Regions from separate parts of the Homo sapiens genome. Here region 1 is linked to region 2. A link is a loop called in an ENCODE intact Hi-C map of the cell type or tissue named here. Cell type or tissue: mammary epithelial cell. All regions are shown on one strand. Each heading gives the region's core, and the rest is flanking DNA. Links, peaks and the distances in the headings are about the cores only.

What was found. Peaks named below come from ENCODE experiments on the same cell type or tissue, not always from the same donor. Only the 100,000 strongest peaks of a DNase experiment are listed, where the experiment ranks them.
Region 1: a loop joins it to region 2, with 4 times the contacts of the local background. A loop is called at or near these places in 5 of 110 quality-filtered maps.

The regions. Positions count from the first base shown.
Region 1 is chr18:21,662,644-21,674,692 of GRCh38, reverse strand. It overlaps ABHD3 (abhydrolase domain containing 3, phospholipase), which reads left to right. Exons shown (of 9, transcript NM_138340.5): 5 at 10,463-10,575. Among named protein-coding and RNA genes, the nearest start is that of MIR320C1, 15 kb to the left of the region's middle. In mammary epithelial cell, for the core only: a CTCF peak has its summit at 1,689 (motif pointing left); DNase peaks (open chromatin) are centred at 1,582, 4,732 and 6,412; H3K27ac peaks cover 1,837 bases.
Region 2 is chr18:21,605,165-21,617,213 of GRCh38, reverse strand. It overlaps SNRPD1 (small nuclear ribonucleoprotein D1 polypeptide), which reads right to left and starts at 4,900. Exons shown (of 4, transcript NM_006938.4): 1 at 4,771-4,900. The coding sequence starts at 4,784. RefSeq lists an enhancer at 4,752-4,841 and a silencer at 5,102-5,151. In mammary epithelial cell, for the core only: a CTCF peak has its summit at 4,997 (motif pointing left); a DNase peak (open chromatin) is centred at 4,923; H3K4me3 peaks cover 1,902 bases; H3K27ac peaks cover 1,811 bases.

The DNA.
Region 1 (12,049 bases), core at 1,560-9,559, 58 kb before region 2:
TCCCCTTACCTTCCTCTATATAACAACCCAGGAAGGCTGGTCTCAGCCAGGTGTAGGTGTGAACACATTTAATCCTTGAGAATTTTCTCCCAACATTGATAGGTGCAGTCCAATAATAACAAAAATTTTAAACGTAGAAGATTGTGACCAGGTGTGGTGGCTCACACCTGTAATCCCAGCACTTTGGGAGGCCAAGCCAGGAGGATCACTTGAGCCCAGGAGTTGGAGACAGGCCTGGGCAACATAATGAGACCTTGTCTCTACAAAAAATTTAAAAATTAGCTGGATATGGGCATGGTGGCACGTGCCTGTAGTCCCAGCTACTCAGGAGGTTGAGGCAGGAGGATCGCTTGAGCCCAGGAGGTTGAGGCTGCAGCGAGCCATGATCATGCCACTGCACTGCAGCCTGGGCAACAGAGCAAGAACCTAGCTCAAAAAAAAAAAAAAAAGTTCAAAATAAAAGAAAGAATGTTTTGTTGAATAATGGAAGAGTTTTAGAAATAATAATTTAATAGCTAGGTATCATGCTTAATATGTGTCAGGTGATCCTGTAAGGTATGAGATGTTTGGGAGTACTTCCCCATACACTTCAAGGAATCCAAGAGTTCAGACCCATATAGAACTGGATTTCCCTTCTCCCAAGTCACTCAAGAAAGGTTTTACCATTCTTACCACTGCAGCATCCTCCTTGGCTTAGCTCTCACCCTACTTATTCTCTTGTTGCAGAGGTTCTCAACTCTGGCCACCCATTAGAGTCCCCTGGGAAGCATTGAAAAATACTGATCCCTGGCCAGGTGTGATGGCTCACACTTATAATCCCAGCACTTGAGAGGCCGAGGCGGGTGGATTGCATGAGGCCAGGAGTTTGAGACCAGCTTGGCCAACATGGTGAAACCCCTTCTCTACTAAAACTACAAAAATTAGCCAGGCATGGTGGCAGGTGCCTCTAATCCCAGCTACTCAGGAGGCTGAAGAAGGAGAATTGCTTGAACCCAGGAGGCGGAGGTTGCAGTGAGCCGAGACTGCCACTGCACTCCAGCCTGGGTGACAGAGCAAGATGCTGTCTCAAAAAAACAAAAAACAAAACAAAACAAAAAACAGCTGGGCGCGGTGGCTCACGCCTGCAATCCCAGCACTTTAGGAGGCCAAGGCGGGTGGATCACCTGAGGTCGGAAGTTCCAGACCAGCCTGACCAACATGGAGAAACCCCGTCCCTACTAAAAATACAAAATTAGCCAAGCGTGTGGTGGTGCATGTCTGTAATCCCAGCTACTCGGAGGCTGAGGCAGGAGAATCGCTTGAACCTGGGAGGCGGAGGTTGCGGTGACCTGAGATCGTGCCACTGCACTCCAGCCTGGGCAACAAGAGCGAAACTCCATCTCAAAAAATATTGATCCCTGAACCCCATCCCCCAGAGATTCTGATTCATTTGGTCAAGGGTGGAGTCCAGGTATCTGTAATTTATTTTAAATAAACACTTCTTGGTGAGTCTAATGTACAAACAGGGCTGAAAATCCCTGGGAGGTGATGAGTAGTCCTGCATGTGATAGCCTCCATGACCCAGGTGAGTCACGAGATTTGCCTCTTAGGAGCCTGGACTGAAAATAATTCCTGGCTGACCTGCTCTAAGCCACTAACAAAACTGCTCATTTATTGGTGTAGCTTGTATAACCTGACATCATGAGCATGCACGGCTGCCATCTGGAGCGCTGGCAGGAATGTGACACAGAGGCCAGCCTCAAAGCTGGCCAGGATATTTCCTGGGGCCCTTTGTTTTATGGGTAGTTGATTTTTAAAATTAGCAAACTCCCAGGCAAATTTAGACAATGGTCATTTAATATGTCTATCAATGACTGGGTGAAATGATGGTTCATTAAACTGCTGGTTTTATTTATGTGCAAGTAATTTTTCTTCTGTCTGACTCATTATTTAATTAACTCATATTCCAAAAATAAAATCAATTTTCCTAGGGACAACTTAGGCAATTTGTTAGGTACTGGACAGGGGATGGGTGGAATGAAAACCACATCACACTGTAGAGATCAATTAAGGAGCATAATTAGTCCTATTTTAAAAGCATTGTTCCTCTTGGGGAGGCCCACATCCACACAGGAATCACAGACTTCATTTAAATGCATCTTATCCAATATTTGAGTGCAAATCATTAAGTACTTGAGAGAGGAATACTCAATGAAATATTCTAAGATCCTGATGATCATCAAACATTACAGTTAATATGAAACGTAAATGATTTTTTTACCAGGCATTCGTGTGTCTTTTTCAGATTTCACTTTGCTGGACAGAAAACTAAAATTCTCGATAGCTTAGTTCAGCATTGGAAGTGCGGTAACCCCAGCCCTGAAAGAGAAGGATTCTGAGTTATGGCTTCCACTGCAGAGTAGCAAATTAATCTCCTCCAAGAATAGCTAGGGAGAGTCTGGCTACCTGATTAACAGAGGGAATTTTAAAATTTGAGTCTAGGTCAAAAATTGTTTTTTTAATGAAAAGAATTTTAAATTCTGAAACAGATTTTCTAAATCTGGTACAAGAAAACTGTCAGGAGAAATCAGCTTGTCAGCTTTTAAGAAGCCCTTAGTTGATTAAGAAGGATAAATTAGATGTAGTCCATAGGTAAATATAAAATATATGCTTTATTGTTTTTCTATTATATATGAATAATAGTAATTAATGATATTTCATTCTCTTCAATGCATCTTTTAAAACTAACCTCTTTCAGCCATTAAATTACTGTTGTTGGCCAGGCATGGTGGCTCACGCCTGTAATCCCAATACTTTGGGAGGCTGAGGCAGGAGGATTGCTTGAGCCCAGGAGTTTGAGACCAGCCTGAGCAAAATAGTGAGACCTCATTTCTATAAAAAATAATAATGATAATAAATAAATTACTGTCATTGCTCTCTGATCATAGTCACAGTTGGATAATTTAAACAACCTTGGCTTGTAATTATCATCAAATTATTCTAACTTATTGAATGTTTATGTCCAAATATCTGCTGGAAGTGATATATCTTTTGGATTTTTTACATTTTTCCCATCCTCATCCCACCCAGAAGGAGTTTCACCACCCAGCAGAATCCTCCCAGGTCTTCCTTCGTCTCTCTTCTGATTAGATGTGATTTCATCTACCAGAAGGATAGCTGCCAGTTGCATTACTAGCCCGAGTAACAGAATTTAACCAGAGTTTTTTGTCTAAAAGGCTTCTAGTTGTATCTTCAGGCCTGGAGACAGTTTCTGCAAAGCCTATCAATTCAATATACTGCCCCATAAATGTCTTTGCTGTGTATTCTGGGTGATTCTTTAATGGGTCCCAAGTTCTGTAGGCTGTGCTTATTTCTAACTTCAGCTCCTGTGAAGAAAGAAGACAGATGATGTTTCCTGTTGGAACCCATCAAGCAGCAAGCGGCTGTGCGATAGAACTGCATAGTTGTGTATATCAGAACTTATTAGTTAATCAGGTCTCCTCCCTTTTAGTCCTGTGTGTCAGTTCAGTTTGACAAGGGTTTATTAACAAAGCTAGAGGTGAAAAGACAGTGATAGAGACTCACATGGGATAGGGCATGGAGCAGGCTGGACAGGGCAATTAGCAGGATTGAGAACAGCTGTGAGGTCCTAAAGGACAGGGGCCAAGTCTCACCTGTTGTGACATTTATTTATTTTTTTGAGACAGGGTCTAACTCTGTCACCCAGGCTGGAGTACAGTGGCACGATCTTGGCTCACTGCAACCTCTGCTTCCCGAGTTCAAGCAATCCTCCCACCTCAACCTCCCAAGTAGTTGGGATGACAGGCATGTGCCACCACACCTGGCTAACTTGTATTTTTTGGTAGATAGGGGGTTTCACCATGTTGTTCAGACTGGTCTCGAACTCCTGACCTCAAGTGATCCACCCTCCTCAGCCTCCCAAAGTGCTGGGATTACAGGTATGAGCTACCATGCCCAGCCTTCTTGTGACATTTATTCCATGCACAATTTCAACAGGCAAGGTTGACAGAGAAGGACACCAGGCAGGTGAAGGTCACAGGTGGCAAGGATATTAAGGGGCCTAGCAGGCAAGAGAACAGTATCCCATTGGTCTGCATCTGTACATTTGGAGAAATAATAAAATACAGAGCTGGAAGGATTGCTCGGCGTCATATTGTGGAAAGTCTTGAATGCTTGGCAGAGGCTTAATTCAGTAGGCAGTGAAAAGCTAATGAGAAATTTTAAGCAGAAAGACTGTCATGATTACAGCTGCAAGTGTTCATTAGGAAGATTAATCTGATAGTGTAGATTAATGATGTAGGATTATGAATGATTATCAAGAAAAACTGGGAGTTAACCAGTTTTGTGGCAGTCCAGGTGAGAGGCAAAAAGGCCTTGTAGCAAAGACAGCTGGTGCTACATCCTTACCCCCTTGGCACTTACCATTCCCACGTATGCCTTTTTGAGGGCTTCCTGCATCTCTGTGACTGGGGGCCTTCTCTAGCCATCGGAGCCTGCTGGAACTGCACTTAGGGCAGACCAGAAGTACCGGGGCGTTAACATCCTCCAGGATAGGCTTCAACCAGTGGCTAAAAGGGAATTGGTGGATAAATAGCTCATTTGCCACTCAGTGGGGATCATTGTAAGCCTTGTTCAACAGTCTCCCAGACTATCCCAAGGACTTGAGTCCCAGTTGCCCACAGCCATAAACTGCCTGGTATCATTTTCTTATTGACTTCCTGCCTTTCCTGACTCACTCTGCCACTCTCCCGCGGGTGCTTCCTGGTGTCGCCTTCCATATGAACTGCTGGCACTCACATCCTTGCTTCAGGGCCCCTTTTGAGAGAATCCAACTTACCAGCCCTGTACTCGAGAGGAGTTTCCTTTCACTGAGGAGGAAGAAGCTACAGGATTGGGCAGTTTATCAGCTGTGCAGTTAAGGGAGAGGGAGAATGCCATGTCGCCCACAATTTTAACTAGGAAAATATAAGTGCCATTTATAGGGAAATGGGAAGTTAGGAGAAGCGTTGGGAGTTTTCATGAAGAGGAAAATGGGTTAATCTTCGTGCATGTTGAGTCTGAAGTACTGGTAGAACATTACAGGGCAGCTGCCTGCTGGAACTTGGAAATTTGAATCTGGAGCTGAGGATGAAAGTGACAGTGGAGGTTTAGGTTCAGTCACTGGGGAGAGGTGATTGATGAAGATAGGGGAGTAGATAAGAGCTTCAAGAACTGGGTATTGACCAGAAAATAAGCAGATACAAGCCTAAGACAAAACTTTTGGGAATGAATACCTACCTGCATTTGGGGTTGGGGGAAAAGTGAGAGACTGGGTAGGAAATGGAAAGCTAGCAGAGCCGCCAGGGGAGGAGCTAGCAGGAGGCCGACTATGATGGAAAGGTTCTAGATTTGCTGAATCTCAGAGTTCTGGAAACTGTCGATCTTTACCATTGGATCATTATGTATTGAGGCATAAGGAGCTTTATATAGTTTATTTACTCATTTTGAGACAGAGTCTCAGTCTGTCACCAAGGCTGGAGTGCAGTGTCATGATCACAGCTCACTGCAGCCTCTACCTCCCAGTCTCAGGTGATCCTCCACCACACCTGGCTAATTTTGGGTGTGGGTTTTTTTTGTTGTTGTTGTTTTTTAATTTAGAGACAGGGGTCTTGCTGTGTTGCCCAGGGTGCTCTCAACTGCTGGGCTCAAGCGATTGGCCCACCTCAGCCTCCCGAGTACCTGGGACTACAGGCATATGCCACTACACCTGCCTAGCTTTACATATTTTAACATTTTAAGTGTCTATTGCAGTGTAGCACAGCTGGGGCTATACGGCTATACTATTATAAAAGAAAATAATATGTCAGATTGTATAGTGCTTTATCTAGAATGAAGGCAGTGCCAGAAATCCACACTCCTTCATTGGCAATATTATCAGTGTTGATCTTAATGCAATCTATTTGGAGAAAAACGTTTAGGGAAAAATCAGCCCCTATATCTGAGGGTACCAGATAATGATTTATTCACTGTATACCTCATGGAACCCTGGTGCTTTACAAGAATTAGGTTCTTATTACAAACATATAACGCAGGCTCTGCTACTTTGTGACCTTTGGCAAATTACTCAACCTTGCCAGGCCTTAATTTCCTTATGTGTAAATAAGGAACCAAGTGACATCTATGGTCCTTTTGACACAAAGATTCTGTGATCCTAGCAATTTTCCTTAGGGCATTTTTCTTATGCCCTAACTCTGTATGTGTCTATATGTATGCATTCTTACATATACACATATAGTTAAAGCCTATATAATAAGAATATATATTGGGGACTATTCATAAATAATTCAGAAATTTTAAAGCTGTGCAGTGTGAATAGACTCACCTGCAATAAAAATGCTGAGTAAGGATGATTTCATCACCCAGGTTCTCATGACAAATTCTGAAGTCACTATGAATGAGCATAGTAGAAGATATTTTCTTTTCTTTTTCTTTCTTTTTTTTTTTTTTTTTTTTGAGATAGATTCTTGCTTTGTTGCCCAGGGTGGAGTGCAGTGGTGTGATCTCGGCTCACTGCAAGCTCTGCCTCCTGGGTTCGTGCCATTCTCCTGCCTCAGCCTCCTGAGTAGCTGGGACTACACGTGCCTGCCACCACACCCGGCTAATTTTTGTATTTTTAGTAGAGATGGGGTTTCACCATGTTGGTCAGGCTGGTCTCGAACTCTTGACCTCAGGTGATCCACCAGCCTCAGCCTCCCAAAGTGTTGGAATTCCAGGAGTGAGCCACCACCCCTGGCCACTAGAAGATATTTTCTATTTAGATTTTACGTTGAATTTGTGCCCCCCGCCCCTTGTGATTGACGTGCATTCAATCAAAAAGTATTTTTTTTAAGTGTCGGAGCATAGTCAGTTAGTAGCTGTTAAGATGTTACAGGAGTTATTTAACCTCTCTAAATTCAGTTTCCTCATTTATAAAATAGATACACTGGGATCTTCCTCAGGGTTTTGTGGACACAAATTTAATGATCCAATAAATGTTAGCCATCGGAAATATTGTCAGGTTAACGTTTTTCTTTCAGAGAGTCATGTTTGCAGATTCCAAAAGATGCCAGTAGGGAATAGGCTGTGTTTTAGGGATGAGTTTAATTGAGGCAATTGTTAAAAATTATAATTTTCGGCTGGGCGCGGTGATTCACGCCTGTAATCCCAGCACTTTGGGAGGCTGAGGCGGGCGGATCACTTGAGGTCAGGAGTTCAAGACCAGCCTCAACATGGAGAAACCCCATCTCTACTAAAAATACAAAATTAGCCAGGCATAGTGGTGCAGGCCTGTAATCTCAGCTACTCGGGAGGCTGAGGCAGGAGAATTGTTTGAACCTGGGAGGCGGAGGTTGCGGTGAGCCGAGATCTCGCCATTGCACTCCAGCCTGGGCAACAGCAGGGAAACTCCGTCTCAAAAAAAAAAAAAAAAAAAAAAAAAAAGGGTGTGGTGGTGGGCGCCTGTAATCCCAGCTACATGGGAGGCTGAGGCAGGAGAATGGTGTGAACCCAGGAGGCAGAGCTTGCAGTCAGCCGAGATCGCACCACTGCACTCCAGCCTGGGCGACAGAGCGAGACTTGTCTCAAAAAAAAAAAAAAATGTAATTTTCTCAGGCTACTCATTAGTGATTGAACAGTGGGTGATACAAAACTTTCCTAGCATGATCATGGTTAATTGACATAGTGAAATTGGGTGGTGTAGATAACTAGTTTCCATGTTTTCTTAGAGTAATGTTACCAGATTCCTCTCCTTGTTATTAAATTTCTGGTTATTTTTTCGCACATATACTTAATTCTGACACACACACTCACATATATTCTACCGAGAGGATTGCCCCCTCCTCCCAGATCTCAAGTGAAGCATCCGTGATGCTTTTCTGCTATAAACAGAGCCCTTATTGATGACATTCACATGAAAACCATGTGTTTAAATGTGTTATATATTGAAGCATGGTCAACTTTACATATTTTAATATTTTAAGTGTCTACTGCAGTGTAGTACAGCTGAGGCTATCTGTATATACATACTATTAGAAAAGAAAATGTTTGGCCAGGCACAGTGGCTCACGCCTGTAATCCCAGCACTGTGGGAAACCAGGGCGGGTAGATCATTTGAGGTCAGGAGTCCCAGACCAGCCTGGCCAACATGGTGAAATCCTGTCTCTACTAAAAATTCAAAAAAAATAGGCCGGGCACGGTGGCTCACACCTGTAATCCTAGCACTTTGGGAGGCCAAGGCGGGCAGATCATGAGGTCAGGAGTTAGAGACCAGCCTGGCCAACATGGTGAAACCCCATCTCTACTAAAAATACAAAAATTAGCCAGGCGTGGTGGTACGTACCTGTAGTCCCAGCTACTCAGGAGACTGAGGCAGGAGAATCGCTTGAACCCGCGAGGCAGAGGTTGCAGTGAGCCAAGATCGCGCCACAGCACTCCATCCTGGCAACAGAGCGAGACTGTGTCTCAAAAATAAAATAAAATAAAGATTAGCTGGTGCACACCTGCAGTCCCAGCTACTCAGGAAGCTAAGGCAGGAGAATTGCTTGAACCCAGGAGGCAGAGGGGTACTAGTGAGCTGAGATTGTGCCACTGCACCCCAGCCTGGGCGACAGAGCAAGAATCCATCTCAAAAAAAATAAATAAAATAAAAATAAATTTAAAAATAAAAGAAAATATTCAGTTAATAAATTAGACCGTAGATTGCTTTATCTAGAGTGAAGACAGCACTAGGAAACCATACTCTTTCATTGGCAGACAGCACTCAAGGTGGAGAAAACAGTTCCCCAGTTAGAAATGAGCTACAATTTAAAATTTTGGGGATTTGGGGTACACTATTGAAAAGCCCCTTTTGCTTTTTTTTTTTTTTGAGATGGAGTCTCACTCTGTCACCCAGACTGGAGTGCAGTGGCGTGATCTCAGCTCACTGCAAGCTCCACCTCCCGGGTTCACGCCATTCTCCTGCCTCAGCCTCCTGAGTAGCTGGGACTACAGCGCCCACCACCACACCTGGCTAATTTTTTGTATTTTTAGTAGAGACAGGGTTTCGCTGTTTTAGCCAGGATCTCCATCTCCTGAGCTCATGATCCACCTGCCTTGGCCTCCCAAAGTGCTGGGATTACAGGTGTGAGCCACTGCGCCTGGCTGCTTGTTTGTTTTTTAATAAATAATGATTTTACTTGGGAGGCCAAGATGGGAGGATTACTTAAACTCAGGAATTTGAGACCAGCCTGGGCAGCATAGCAAGATCCTGTCTCTACAAAAAAATAAAAAATTTGCCAGGCATGGTGGTGCATGCCTATAGTCCCAGCTACTCAGGAGGCTGAAGCAGGAGGAGCACTTGAACAAGGAAGTCGAGGCTACAGTGAGCTGTGATCATACCATTGCACTCCAGCCTAGAAACAGAGCAGGACCATGTCTCAAAAAAATTTTTTTTGGCCAGACGTGGTGGCTCATACCTGTAATCCCAGCACTTTGTGAGGCTGAGGCAGGCGGATCACTTGAGGTCAGGGGTTCAAGATCAGCCTGGTCCACATGGTGAAACCCCATCTCTACTAAAAATGCAAAAATTAGCCGGGCATGGTGGTGGGTGTCTGTAATCCCAGCTACTCAGGGGAGTGAGGCAGGAAAATCATTTGAACCTGGGAGGCAGAGGTTGCAGTGAGCCGAGATCACATCACTGCACTCCAGCCTGGGCAACAGAGCAAAACTCCATCTCAAAAATAATAATATTTTTAAAGTTACTTTGGGCCAGGCACAGGCTCACACCTATAATCCCAACACGTTGGGGGGCCAAAGCAGGTGAATCACTGTAACCCAGGAGTTCAAGACCAACCTGGACAACATAGCAAGACCCCCCTGTCTCTACAAAACATTTTTTTAAAAATCTGTTTGTGGTGGCCTATACCTGTGGTTCCAGCTACTTGGGAGTTTAAGGTCAGAGGATTGCTTGAGCCTGGGAGGTCGAGGCTGCAGTGAGCTGTGATCATGCCACTGCAATCTAGCCTGAGTGACAGTGCAAGACTCTGTCTTTCCAAAACAAACAAAAAAAAAGGTTATTTTGTCTTTGAGGGTACAGGTTGTTTTTTGTTTAATAGAAAGCACAGTTCTCTGCTTTTTTTCCTAAACTGCTCTGGTTAAGTTGGAGACACGTTTGAGTATGGTACTTTGTTTAATTGAAGGTATTTGTATTGGTCTTGCCCCATCTGCATCAAGCCTTCCTTGCATGTTCATGGTCTTTTTGTTAGTGCCAACTCTAACTGTGCTGACTTTAAATGGCATGTATGTGCGCTGCAAGACAGGAAAATGATAAATTATTAATACTACAGTATGTGCAAACAAAGGTTATTTTCTCATATGTATGACTCCTTGCTCCTGTTTACATTTCTGCATTTTACAAATCATTAACCTCACATTGTAATTTTTGTGCTTTACTTGTCACTACTTCCAGACGCCAAGGACTTATTGTTGTGCTAACACTGAAGACTTGGAGACAGTTATTCACCATGTACACAGCCTGTACCCTTCTGCTCCTTTCCTGGCAGCAGGGGTTTCAATGGGAGGGTAAGGTTTTCCCTTTCTAAAATAATCTCTGAGAGGGAAGCTATTTTATTGGCTGTCTCTTTGAGAGGACTATAAGCTAGCTGTATGGACACTTTTTAAATAAATGTCTGATTATGTTTATCATATTTTATTAAATGCGGTTGATTGAATGAACGAAGGAAGGAAAGAATTAATTCAGGTGAATTTTAATATTTTTCTTAACTACGGGTCTCTGTGACTGCGGATTTTGTGAGCCTGAAGGTTTGTCTGAAGCCCATGAAGTCGATTGCATCACTCACCGGCTGCCATGTTGACCTTCTGATTCCTGACGCACTCCCAGCCATCCCTGGAGCTGCGTTCTGAAGCTGAACTTGTAGCATGACTTTCATCACTCCAGTTACAGAAATAATCACTTATTGCTCTCTCCAGCTGCAGTGGCCTTCAAAATTATTTTTCCCCAGGTGGTATTTTGTTTTGTTTTGTTTTGTTGCTGGGCAAATGGAACTACTGTGGAGTGCTCTCCTAGAAACTGAAATTTTGTTAACCCCCTACTCCAGCTGTTATTTTAAGCATACGGATATTGTCATTTGTGCTGCTTGCAATTACTTTGGGGCTTATTTGGAACTTTCCTATTTAGGCTTATTTCTACTAATTGTTTTTGGGGTTTTTTTTTTTGGTTGTTCTAGTGATGGTGAGCTTAAGGAAATCCAAAATTTTTATTATCGGGAATTTTACTAAGCTTTTAGATTCCTGAAGCCATTGTCCAAAACTAGTTTTTTAAATCAGCAAATACTGAAGATAGAAAATGATATTTTTTCATAATTTTATAATTGGTTTATCTGTCATTTCAGTTTTTAGAACATCTTGAACATGAATCACTTGAAAATGAATAGCATTTTTCTATAGCCAGTGGCTGTGAAAAAGAAAAAAAATTTTAATTTTTTTAAAAAGATAATGAACAGCATTTACAAATGATAGACTCTAAAAAACAGGCCTTTAACCACAGCTTTTTAGATTCTGATAAACATAAAACTAAGAAGAAAAGAATACATTTCTTCCATTAGCATGGAAGGTCTGACTTGACCTACTAAAGGAAGAAATCTCAATCAATGGAGAAAACCCACGCAGACTCTCTGAATTGTGCTTAATGGACGGAGTTTAGCGTCACTTTCCTTTCCCCCATAATGTGAACCTTAAAGGACTGGGTGAGAGCTGAACTTTTCCCTTAATCATATAAACGCATGGCTTTTCTAAAGGCCGGAGCTTACATACACAGGTTCAGATTCTCTATTCAATGCTCCTGGGAAATGTCTATTCGTGCCGCATTGAAGCCTCAGTGCCTGAAGGCAGAACTTGACCATTAGCCTTTACAGCTGGTTGAACATTAATGTCTTGTGAACTGTTAGACGGAAGCACCCCTTCTAGTTGCCTAGCACTGTGACACGATCCCAAGTGGGCTTACCACTTGGGGATGTGTTTTATATCTTGACACATT
Region 2 (12,049 bases), core at 1,826-9,825:
AAAAGTGCTGGGATTACAGGCATGAGCCACCAAGCCTGGCCTTATATGGTTGATTTTTTACAAAGGTGCCAAAGACGTGTAACAGGCAAAGGAAAGTGTTTTCAACAAATGATGCTGGAATAACTGGAAATCCATACAGAAAAAAAACGAACCTGGACCACTAACACCATTTTCCAAAAGTAATCCAAGATGGATGATAGTCACTTGAGCCCAAGAGTTCCAGATATAGGCTGGGCACAGTGGCTCACGCCTGTAATCCCAGCACTTTGGGAGGCCAAGGCAGGCAGATCACAAGGTCAGGAGATCGAGACCAGCCTGGCCAAAGTGGTGAAATCCCATCTCTACTAAAATACAAAAAAAATAAGCCAGGCATAGTGGCACATGCCTGTAGTCCCAGCTACTCGGGAGGCTGAGGCAGGGGAATCACTTGAACCTGGGAGGTGGAGGTCGCAGTGAGCCGAGAGTGCGCCACTGCACTCCAGTCTGGCAACAGAGCAAGACTCCATCTCAAAAAAAAAAAAAAAGACTTAAAGAGTTCCAGATACATAAAAATCGATCAGTCAGGCATGGTGGCTCACGCCTGTAATCCCAGTACTTTGGGAGGCCAAGGCGGGTGGATCACAAGGTCAGGAGTTCGAGACCAGCCTGACCAACATGGTGAAACCCTGTCTCTACTAAAAATACAAAAATTAGCCAGGCGTGGTGGCAGGCGCCTGTAATCCCAGCTACTTGGGAGGCTGAGGTAGGAGAATCGCTTGAACCTGGAAGGCAGAGGTTGCAGTGAGCTGAGATCGCACAATTGTACTCCAGCCTGAGCTACAAGAAGAGAGACACTATTAAGGAAATGAACATGTAAACCACACACTGAGAGAAAACACATCTGACAAAGAACTGGTATCCAGGACACAGATCTAATTTCTACAACTCTGGGCTGGGCGCAGTGGCTCACGCCAGTAATCCCAGCACTTTGGGAGGCCAAGGCGGGCGGATCACGAGGTCAGGAGATTGAGAACATCCTGGCTAACACGGTGAAATCCCGTCTCTACTAAAAATACAAAAAATTAGCCGGGCGTGGTGGCAGGCGCCTGTAGTCCCAGCTACTCGGGAGGCTGAGGCAGGAGAATGGCGTGAACCCAGGAGGCGGAGCTTGCAGTGAACCAAGATCATGCCACTGCACTCCAGCCTGGGTGACAGAGTGAGACTCCGCCTCAAAAACAAACAAATAAGCAAAAAACCGACTAAACCCTAAGGAGATACCACTACATACCCACTAAAATGGCTAAAATTAAAGACTGAGCAAACAACACCACATACTGGTGAGGATGTGGACCAATTGTTATTCTAATATATTGTTAATGGAAGTGTAAAATGGTACAACCACTTTGGAAAATGGTCTGGAAATTTCTTAAAAAGCTAAACACATAACTATGTTACAGTCCATCAACTCCACTCGAGTATTTACCCACGAAAATTTGTTTCCCTCCAAAAACCTGAAGAATATTCAACGTAGTTGTAAACAAAATACATAACTTTTTATTTTATTTTCTTGTAATTTTTTAAAATACGGAGCTTTTTTTTTCTTTTTTCTTTTTTTTTGAGACGGAGTCTCGCTCTGTTGCCCAAGCTGGAGTGCAATGGCGTGATCTCAGCTCACTGCAATCTCCACCTCCTGGGTTCAAGGGATTCTCCTGCCTCAGCCTCCCTTGTAGCTGGGATTACAGGCACCTGCCACCATGCCCAGCTACTTTTTTGGTATTTTTAGTAGAGATGGGGTTTCACCATGTTGGTCAGGCTGGTTTCAAACTCCTGACCTCAGGTGATCTACCCGCCTCGGCCTCCCAAAGTGCTGGGATTACAGACGTGAGCCACTGCGCCCGGCCTAAAATACAGAACTTCCAAACACACAATGCACTAATATCCAGTAATAAAAATGAACACATTACTGATACACTTCACAATGTGGATGAATCTCAAAAACATGTAACTAAAAGAAGTTTTACGCAAAAATACTTTGTGATTCCAAATATATGAAATTCTAGCGCAGGCAAAATTCATTTCTGGTGGAAGAAACTGGTTGCATCTAGGGGTATGGAGCCAGAGGTTGCCTGGGAAAGGCTTGAGGAAACTGTCTGAGGTTTTGGTAATGTTACTTCTGTTGATATGGGTTTAGGTTACAAAAGTGTTTACATTTTTCAATAGCAGGAAATATACACTGCATTTCATTGTATAAGATATTTACCTTAAAGAAGGAAAACAAAAATCCATGAGTGGGATAAAAAGGGCCTGAACTTAATGGTGGTGACTGGAATGAAAGGCTACTATGGGCAGGACAAATACACAATTATCCCTCCCTAACTGAGCCCAGGAACCAAATGGATTCAAATTATTTTCAGATGAATCTTTCACTGTCTGAATTCTTTCCACTTAGTGAAACTTGGATATCAAATAGTAACACAGTGTCCCTCAGTATAAAACACACTATTTGAACCCAAAAACCAAACAGGATAATGTGGGTCACTTTTATGAAGTAGGTAAAACTGGCAAAATTGGCAATGTATCAAATGTCAAGGACATCAGGAGAGAAAAAGTCAAGCTCACCTCCCAGGTTTTTGGTTAGGGTGACAGTGAGAATAAGGATGACAATGCTGCCAACTGAGATACAGAAATAAATCTACTGAAAATGCAAACCAGTTAGTCAAACAATCATTTTCTGGAGGAAAAATACATTCTCTGGTAAGAAAAAAAATTTGTTTCTATATTTTACCTAAGACACAAAACAGGATTCAGTACAGGTATTAAAAATTACTGGAAAATTGTCATAACATGCAGTATCTTTAAAGGGAACAAATGGAATCCAAGGTGTATTACACAAAATTGAACTATGAGTGGATTAAGATTCAGATTGGCAGGTATGGAGAAATTTCAAAAAATGTAATTTTCTTTTTTTGAGACCGAGTCTCACTCTGTTGCCCAGGCTGGAGTGCAGTGGTGCGATCTCAGCTCACTGCAACCTCCCAGGATCAAGTGATCCTCTTACCTCAGCCTCCTGAGTAGCTGGGATTACAGGCGCCCGCCACCATGCCCGGCTAATTTTTGTATTTTTTCGAAAGAATGGGTTTCACCACGTTGGCCAGGCAGGTCCTGAACTCCTGACCTCAGGCGATCCGCCTGCCTCAGCCTCCCAAAGTGTTGGGATTACAGGCGTGAGCCACCACGTCCAGCCTAAAAAATGCACTTTAAATTCTATGACTTCCTATCCAAAGTTATAGTTCAAATAAAAATATACCAAAAATTAACCTTAAATGTCTTTTGTACCAACTCCTCCCTGAATATAATTTTTTTTTTTTTTTTTTTTTTTTGAGATGGAGTCTCGCTCTGTCGCCCAGGCTGGAGCGTAGTGCCACGATATCGGCTCACTGCAACCTCTGCCGCCTGGGTTCAAGCGATTCTCCTGCCTCAGCCTCCTGAGTAGCTGGGATTAAAGGCGCGCGCCACCACGCCCCACTAACTTTTGTAATTTTCGTAGAGACGGGGTTTCACCATGTTGGTCAGGCTGGTCTCGAACTCCTGACCTAGTGATCCACCCGCCTTGGCCTCCCAAAGTGCTGGGATTACAGACGTGAGCCACTGCGCCTGGCCTCCTCCCTGAGTGTTGAAGGCTTTTATGTGTTATTTAAAACGTTTCAAACAAACGTTACTTCAGACGTTATCTACTTGTCTGTCATCCCCACTAACCAGAAAACTCCAACAAGGCAGGTACTCTGCCTTTTAAAAAATCCTATTACCAGCGCCTAGTATGTAACAGGTGCCCAATAACTATTTAGCGGATATTGACAATCCTTGACTCAACAGGAAAAAAACAAGCTAAATATTTATAATTGCTGGCTTAGCTATTAGAAACGTCTGCCTCTGTTCCAGGCTTAGTCTCAAGGAAAAACACCAAAACCAAATCTACTTGCAGGTAGTTTAGAATTATTCACATCAGCAAACAAGTTTTCAGAAGACTCACCTAACTGACAGGGTCTATTTATTTCTTAAGAAATAAAACAGGAGAACTATATATTATCTGAGTAATCAGCCACAATTACGTTGTGATAATTTCTGCCCTATATTGGGAGATTTTCCTAAATAAAAAGCCTACCTTAAAGGGAAATAGAGGTGGAATAATCAATCACAAATCTAAGGAGGATAAAAAGGTAAACTTAAAAATCGGCCGGGCACGGTGGCTCAAACCTGTAATCTCAGCCCTTTGGAAGGGCGAGGCGGGCAGAAAGCTTGAGCCCAGGAGTTCGAGACCAGCCTGGTCAACAAAGTGAGACACCATCTTTATTTAAAAAAACAAAAACTTGTGAAGCCGGAAGTCCTTCTCTGATTTAAAATATTTTGCAAACAGGTTTGTTTCCAGATAAGCTCATACAGCTTTCTAAGTACTGTTAAGCAGGACTGGGGAGTTCCACTCAAAAAGAAAATGAGTAACTGTAAGAGGGAGATGTGTCCCAGGAGGCGCTGCATCTTTAAAGCCTCTAAGTCACTAGGCAGGAAGAAAAGGCTCGGCCTTTATACCAATCTCTTGGAAGACACGCGGGATCCGCGAGCGACCCAGGCGGAAGCCCAGGCCCGAGCACGAGCTGCGGGCGCAGTAAGGCCGGCCGTTAGCAGGCCGCGCACACGCGGCTTTCCCGCCTCCTGCAAATGGGAGAGCCCAGCCTTCCGGACTCCGGGCCAAGCCCTCCCTTCACAGCCCCCAGAGCTGCTTGGTCACTCCCTCACCTCACGAGCTTCATCCTAGCGGCGCCGTCACCCTCTGGGTCCGACAGCACACAGAATCCTTCAACCGAACACTGACCGACTGCAGTATGAATGGCCGGAAGCGCCTACTCCAGGGGCTCCGGACGTCAAGAGCGCGCGGAGCACTGCAGGCGCATGGCGGAAACGCCGAGGCTGCGCTGGGCCGCACTCTCTTCCGGCCGCGAGGAGCGCGACTGCGGCCCCTGGCGGCTGGAGGTTGCCTTGCGACGGCTGAGGGTATCGAGGGCTGGTCTTGGAGAAAAATGTCCTACAAGAGAGGGAGATTCGAAGAGATTAAATCCAATTAATAGGACTGTCGCATTTTGGGAGGCCGAAGCGGGGGTATCACCTGAGGTCAGGAGTTCAAGACCAGCCTGGCCAACAGGGTGAAACCCCCGTCTCTACTAAAAAGACAAAAAATTAGCTGGGCGTGGTGGCGGGCGCATGTAATCCCAGCTACTCGGAAGGCTGAGGCAGGGGAATCGCTTGAACCCGGGAGGCGGAGGCTGCAGTGAGCGGAGATCGCACCACTACACTCCTGCCTGGGCAACAAGAACGAAACTCCGTCTCCCAAAAAAAAAAAAAAAAAAAAAAAGTACTGTCACCATCACGTTTCTGAACAGCAGGGCACTGTGAGTGCAGCACCTAATACAAATTCCTCACTGAACGGAAAGAAGGTCTTAGAGAAGCCCAAAGTCTTATGCTGATTCTGTTCCAACACCAGGAACCTAGCATTGCTTACTGTACCTGAAGCAAATCACACAATGGGCCAGGCGCTGTGGCTCAAGCCTGTAATTCCAGCACTTTGGGAGGCCGAGGCGGGCAGATAGCGAGGTCAAGAGATCGAGACCATTCTGGCCAACATGGTGAAACCCCGCCTCTACTAAAAATACAAAAATTAGCGGGGCGTGGTGATGCGCGCCTGTAGTCCCAGCTATTCGGGAGGCTGAGGCAGGAGAATCGCTTGAACCCAGGAGGTGGAGGTTGCAGTGAGCTGAGATCGTGCCACTGCACTCCAGCCTGGCAACAGAGCGAGACTCCGTCTCAAAAAATAATAATAATAAAAATAAAATCCACAATGTAGCAGATTATTTTCACTTTAAGTTCCAATCTATAAGACAAACTTTTCAGTCTTCATCTTTCTCAACATCTCATCAAAATATATATATTTTTTATTTTTTTGAGATGGAGTCTCACTCTGTCGCCCAGGCCGGAGTGCAGTAGCGCGATCTCAGCTCACTGCAACCCTTGCCTCCCGGTTTCAAGCCATTCTCGTGCCTCAGCCTCTCCAGTAACTGAGATTACAGGCGCGCATCACCATGGCCCGCTAATTATCGTCTTTTTATGTATGTATGTATGTACGTACGTATGTATGTATTTTGAGACAGAGTCTCCCTCTGTCGCCCAGGCTGTAGTGCAGTGGCGCGATCTCGGCTCACTGCAAGCTCCGCCTTCCGGGTTCACGCTATTCTCCTGCCTCGGCCTCCCAAGTAGCTGGGACTACAGGCGCCAGCCACCACGCCCGGCTAATTTTTTTGTATTTTTAGTAGAGACGGGGTTAGCCAGGATGGTTTCGATCTCCTGACCTCGTGATCCGCCCGCCTCGGCCTCCCAAAGTGCTGGGATTATAGGCGTGAGCCACCGCGCCCGGCATTATTGTCTCTTTAGTATGTGAGCTTCATCAAAATTTAACACAAACACTCCCCTTCCCTCTTTCGGGTTTCAGGATGCCAAGCTCACCTGGCCTTTTTCCTTATCCTACTAACTACTCTTGCTTTGTTTTGTTTTGTTTATAGACAGGGTTTCTCGCTCTGTTGCCCAGGCAGGAGTGCAATGGCACAATCAGGGCTCACTGCAGCCTTGACCGTCTGGGCTCAAGCTATCCTCCTGCCTCAGCCTTCTCAGTAGCTGGGACCACAAGTGCGTGCCACCATGCCCAGCTAATATTTTATTTTTTATTTCGTAGAGAAGAGGTCTTACTATGTTGCCCAGGCTAGTATCCAACTCCTGGGCTCAAGAGATTCCACTGCCGTGGCCTCCCAAAGTACTGGGTTTACAGGCCCAGAGCCTCCATGCCCAGCCTCTAACTACTCTTTCTAAATCTCCTTAGCTGGTTCCTCCTTCCCTATGGAGCCAATACATGTCACAGTGTTTCCCGGCTTGTGGCTGTAGTCTTTTTATGTATACTTTTTCTTTTAACCTGGTAATCTCCTCCAAAACCATGACTTTGATTTGTATCTCTAGCCTAGACTTCATCGCTGATCAACAGAACTCTTAGATATTGTAAGACAATACTTATCGGCTGGGCATGGTGGCTCATGCCTGTAATCTCAGCACTTTGGGAGGCCGAGATGGGCAGATCATGAGGTCAAGAGATCGAGACCATCCTGGCCAACATGGTGAAACCTCGTCTCCACTAAAAATACAAAAATTAGCTGGGCGTGGTGGCGCATGCCTGTAGTCCCAGCTACTTGGGAGGCTGAGTCCCAGCTACTCGGGAGGCTGAGGCAGAAGAATTGCTTGAACCCGGGAGGCGGAGGTTGCAGTGAGTGGAGATTGTGCCACTGCGCTCCAGCCTGGGCGACAGAGCAAGACTCCGTCTCAAAAAATAATAATAATAATAAAAATTAAAAAAAATAAAGTTTCCCCAGGTGAGTCCTACACACATTAAACTTTGATAAATATTGCCCTTTTTTTGTTGTTTGAGACTGACTTGCCACGCCTGGCCAAAACTTTATATTTATTTATTTATTTATTTATTTATTTTTGAGATGGAGTTTCACTCTTGTTGCCCAAGCCGGAGTGCAATGGCACGATCTCAGCTCACTGCAACCTCTGCCTCCTGGGTTCAAATGATTCTCCTGCCTAAGTCTCCTGAGTAGATGGGATTACAGGCACTCACTACTGCGCCCAGCTAATTTTTTGTATTTTTAGTAGAAATGGGGTTTCACCATGTTAGCTCGGCTGGTCTCGAACTCCTGACCTCAGATGATCCATCCACCTTGGCCTCCCAAAGTGCTGGGATTTCAGGCTTGAGCCACCACGCCCAGCCTGGAAACTTTAAAATGAAAATCTGATTCAATCGTTGTGGGGCCTGAAATTCTGCAGTTCTAACAAGCCTTCAGTTGATGAAGCTGCCCCTACTCTATACACATCAATTTGAGTAGCAAGGCTAAAACGGATATTTGTGTGTTGCCTTCTCAACATCTATTCCCTTGTCTTTCCAAATGTTTCTAATATTCTTCTTGTGATCCTTGTGGTCCTAAGAAAGCTGACTCTACCCTTTTAATACTCCATTCCATTACTTGTTCACAGTAGGTTTGGGATCTAAGTTGATCCAATTGGACCTTTAGAGGGAATGTTCTTTTCTTTTGTTGTGAATGGAAAGGGAGTAACCCCTGGAGCTGTTGGGAACTTCCTTACAACCAGGAGAAGAACCAATTTCAGGACATAGTGTTGTTTGTTTCTTTGTTTGTTTGTTCATTTAGACAGGATCTTGCTCTGTTGCCCAGGCTGGGGTGCAGTGGTGTGATCCTAGCTCACTGTAGCCTTAGGCTCCTGGGAATAAATTGATCCTCCCACCTCAGCCTCCCAAAGTGCTGGGATTACAGGGAGCCACTGTGCCCAGCCAAGGACAGAGTTTATAAAAAACTAAAACCTGTGATGACATCAATGAGCCCCTAGATAATGAATACTGCCTGAATGTTGCTATTTAGAATTAAATAGCCAGCCCTGCAGTGCATGCCTATAGTCTCAGCTACTTGGAAGGCTGAGGCAGGAGAATCACTGGAGCCCAGGAGTTTGAGGCCAGCCAGGGCAGCACAGGAAGACCCTATCTCAAAAATGAAAAAAATTAAATAAAATTTAAAAATTCAGCTCCTCAGGCCAGGTGTAGTGGCTCATGCCTGTAATCCCAGCACTTTGGGAGGCCGAGGCAGGTGGATCATGAATGAGGTCAAGAGATCAAGACAATCCTGGCCACCATGGTGAAACCCCATCTCTACTAAAAATACAAAAAAATTAGCCGGGCATGGTGGTGCATGCCTGTAGTCTCAGCTATTCGGGAAGCTGAGGCAGAAGAATTGCTGAAACTTGGGAGGTGGAGTTTGCAGGGAGCCGAGATCACGCCTCTGCACTCCAGCCTGGGCGATGAGCAAGGGTCCATCTCAAAAAAAAAAAAAAAAAAAATTCAGCTCCTCAATTTTGGTAACTGCATTTCTTTTTTTTTTTTTCGAGATGGAGTCTTGCTCCATCACCCAGGCTGGAGTGCGGTGGCTCCATCTCAGCTCACTGCAACCTCCACCTCCTGGGTTCCAGCAATTCTCTGCCTCAGTCTCCCAAGTAGCTGGGATTACAGGGGCCCGCCACCTCATCCGGCTAATTTTTGTATTTTTAGTAGAGACAGGGTTTCACCACCTTGGCCAGGCTGGCCTTGAACTCCTGACCTTGTGATCCACCCTCCTCGGCCTCCTCAAGTGCTGGGATTACAGGCGTGAGCCACCATGCCTGGCCTAGTAACTACATTTCAAATACTCATATGTGTCTATGGCTACCCTTTTGAACAATGCAGATATATGAATATTTCCATCATCATAGAAAGTGTGATTGCACAGTGTTTTTTGAGGACCATATTTGTTTCCTTCTTAGCATTTAATTATTTACTTATTTATTGTCAGATACAAGATTGCAAACTGAAAGCAGGGAATTATGTCTTTTCTGTTGACTGCAGCACCTCCAGCATCTAAAATAATGCTTTGTTGATATGTCCTCAATAAATATTTGTGAAATAACTAAATGCCTCGGCTGGGCGTAGTGGCTCACACCTGTAATCCCAGCATTTAGGGAGGCCCAGGTGGGCGGATCACCTGAGGTCAGGAGTTCGAGACAGGCCTGGCCAACATGGTGAAACCCTGTCTCTACTAAAAATACAAAAATTAGCCGAGTGTGGTGGCGGGCGTCTGTAATTCCAGCTATTCAGGAGGCTGAGGCAGGAGAATGGCTTGAACCTGGGAGGCAGAGGTTGCAGTGAGCCAAGATCGTGCTACTGCACTCCAGCCTGGGCAACAAGGTGAGACTCTGTCTCAAAAAAAAAAAAATAATAGGCCGGGCGCGGTGGCTCATGCCTGTAATCCCAGCACTTTGGGAGGCCGAGGCGGGCAGATCACGAGGTCAGGAGATCGAGACCATACTAGCTAACATGGTGAAACCCCATCTCTACTGAAAATACAAAAAAATTAGCCGGGCGTGCGCCTGTAGTCTCAGCTACTCGGGAGGCTGAGGCAGGAGAATGGTGTGAACCCCGGAGGCGGAGCTTGCAGTGAGCCGAGATGGCGCCACTGCACTCCAGCCTGGGCAACAGAGCGAGACTCCATCTGGAAAAAAAAAAAAAAAAAAGAAAAAAAAATAATAACTGAATGCCTCTTCTATTAGGATGCATGCTCCATGAGGAAGGAGACTTGAATGTATTGTTCTCTGCAGTATCCCCAGTACTGAGCATGGGGTACTCCTCTCTATTATCTTGAAGGCCCCTCCTACTTTGGGCTGATAAAAGAAAATAACTTGTATTTGATGAATCAGAGTTTTTTAACTTTATCAAGCCCAGAGAAACATTAAAATGAGACACACGTCTCATTCATCTATTGAAACTGTTTGTGGCCGGGCCTGGTGGCTCACACCTGTAATTCCAGCACTTTGGGAGGCCAAGATGGGAGCCTCCCTTGAGCTCAGAAGTCCAAGACCAGCCTGGGCAATATGTTGAGACCCCAAGTTTCTACTAAAAATACAAAAAAAAAAAAAATAGCTGGGCATGGTGGTGCACGTCTGTGGTCCCAGCTACTCGGGAGGCTGAGGCAGGTGGAGGCTGCAATGAGCTGAGATGGTGCTACTGCACTCCAGCCTGGGCGACAAAGCCAGACCCGGTCACACACACACACACACAAAACTGTTCACTATTATTACAAGTAGCTATAAATTACCTACTAATGCCACACCAGACACTAAACCCCATACTCTATAGCTTAACAATGCATAGTCAATCACTAATCAATGTTATTTCTGTAAGCCAATGATAATTCTTGAAAAACAACTTTCTATCAGCTCACTCCCTGTCCAGGTTTTTTGCCTTTAAAAACCTGCTTGTAACAAAGGCCAAAAGGAGCTCGTATTCAAATTTACTTGTGTCTGAGTCTTCCGGGCAGCTGTCCTCACTTTGGCTCAAGTAAACTCTTTAAATCACATTTTGTGTTTCAGCCTCTTCCTTTTAGGTTGACAGGGGCCTGCCTACTTCTTAAGCCATCCCCTTTCCCCTCAATAGTATAAGAATATTTGGGGCTGGGCGTGGTGGCTCACGCCTGTAATCCCAGCACTTTGGGAGGCTGAGGCAGACAGATCATGGGAGGTCAGGAGTTTGAGACCAGCCTGGACAACATGGTGAACCCCCGTCTCTACTAAAAATACAAAAAATTAGCTGCGTGTGGTCGTGGGTGCCTGTAGTCCCAGCTACTTGGGAGGCTGAGGCAGGAGAATCACTTGCACCCAGGAGGTGGAGGTTCCAGTGAGCCGAGATCGCACCACTGCACTCCAGCCTGGGTGACAGAGTGCGACTCCATCTCAGAAAAAAAGAAAAACAAAAATGGAGTTCTTGCAATTCATCAAGCTTACTTCCTCTCCAGTCTTTCATACATACAGTTCTTTAATCTGGCTAACACCTACTCATCCCCTCTCAAGTATGTGGGGCCAGCATTATTATTTGTATGGTAGTGATGTGTCTCCCAGATGGCAAATTGAAATGTCATTGTCAGTTGATTTATCCTAAATTGCTGTACTTTTTATTTTCTAGCTCAAAAATTTTTTAGGATTTTTACTTTCTCATAGCATAAAACCATCAAAGAGTCCTGAAATAAAGTCAACAAGAGTGGGGCAACAAATAATGCCTTAATTTCCTGCTAGCAGGAGGATTAATCTGAAAGTGAGATTGTCCTGTCCTCTGTGATTTGGCAGAGGCTTTATCTATTGCAGGCATTTAGATTGGTCACAAGACAGAAAAGGAACAAGGAAATGGGAAAATAATACATGGAGCAATGCAACTATTCCATTATTAGTTTTCAGAAGTAGACATCCTACTGATAAGCAAAGGCAGAAAAGTATATACTGCAATTTAGAGTCAGTAAGGAAACAAGCAATTTAAACAAGTCCAGGAAATTACATTCATGGTTTTGAGTTCAGCAGGAGAACATGGTCTTTTAATTCTTGCTGTAGGGGG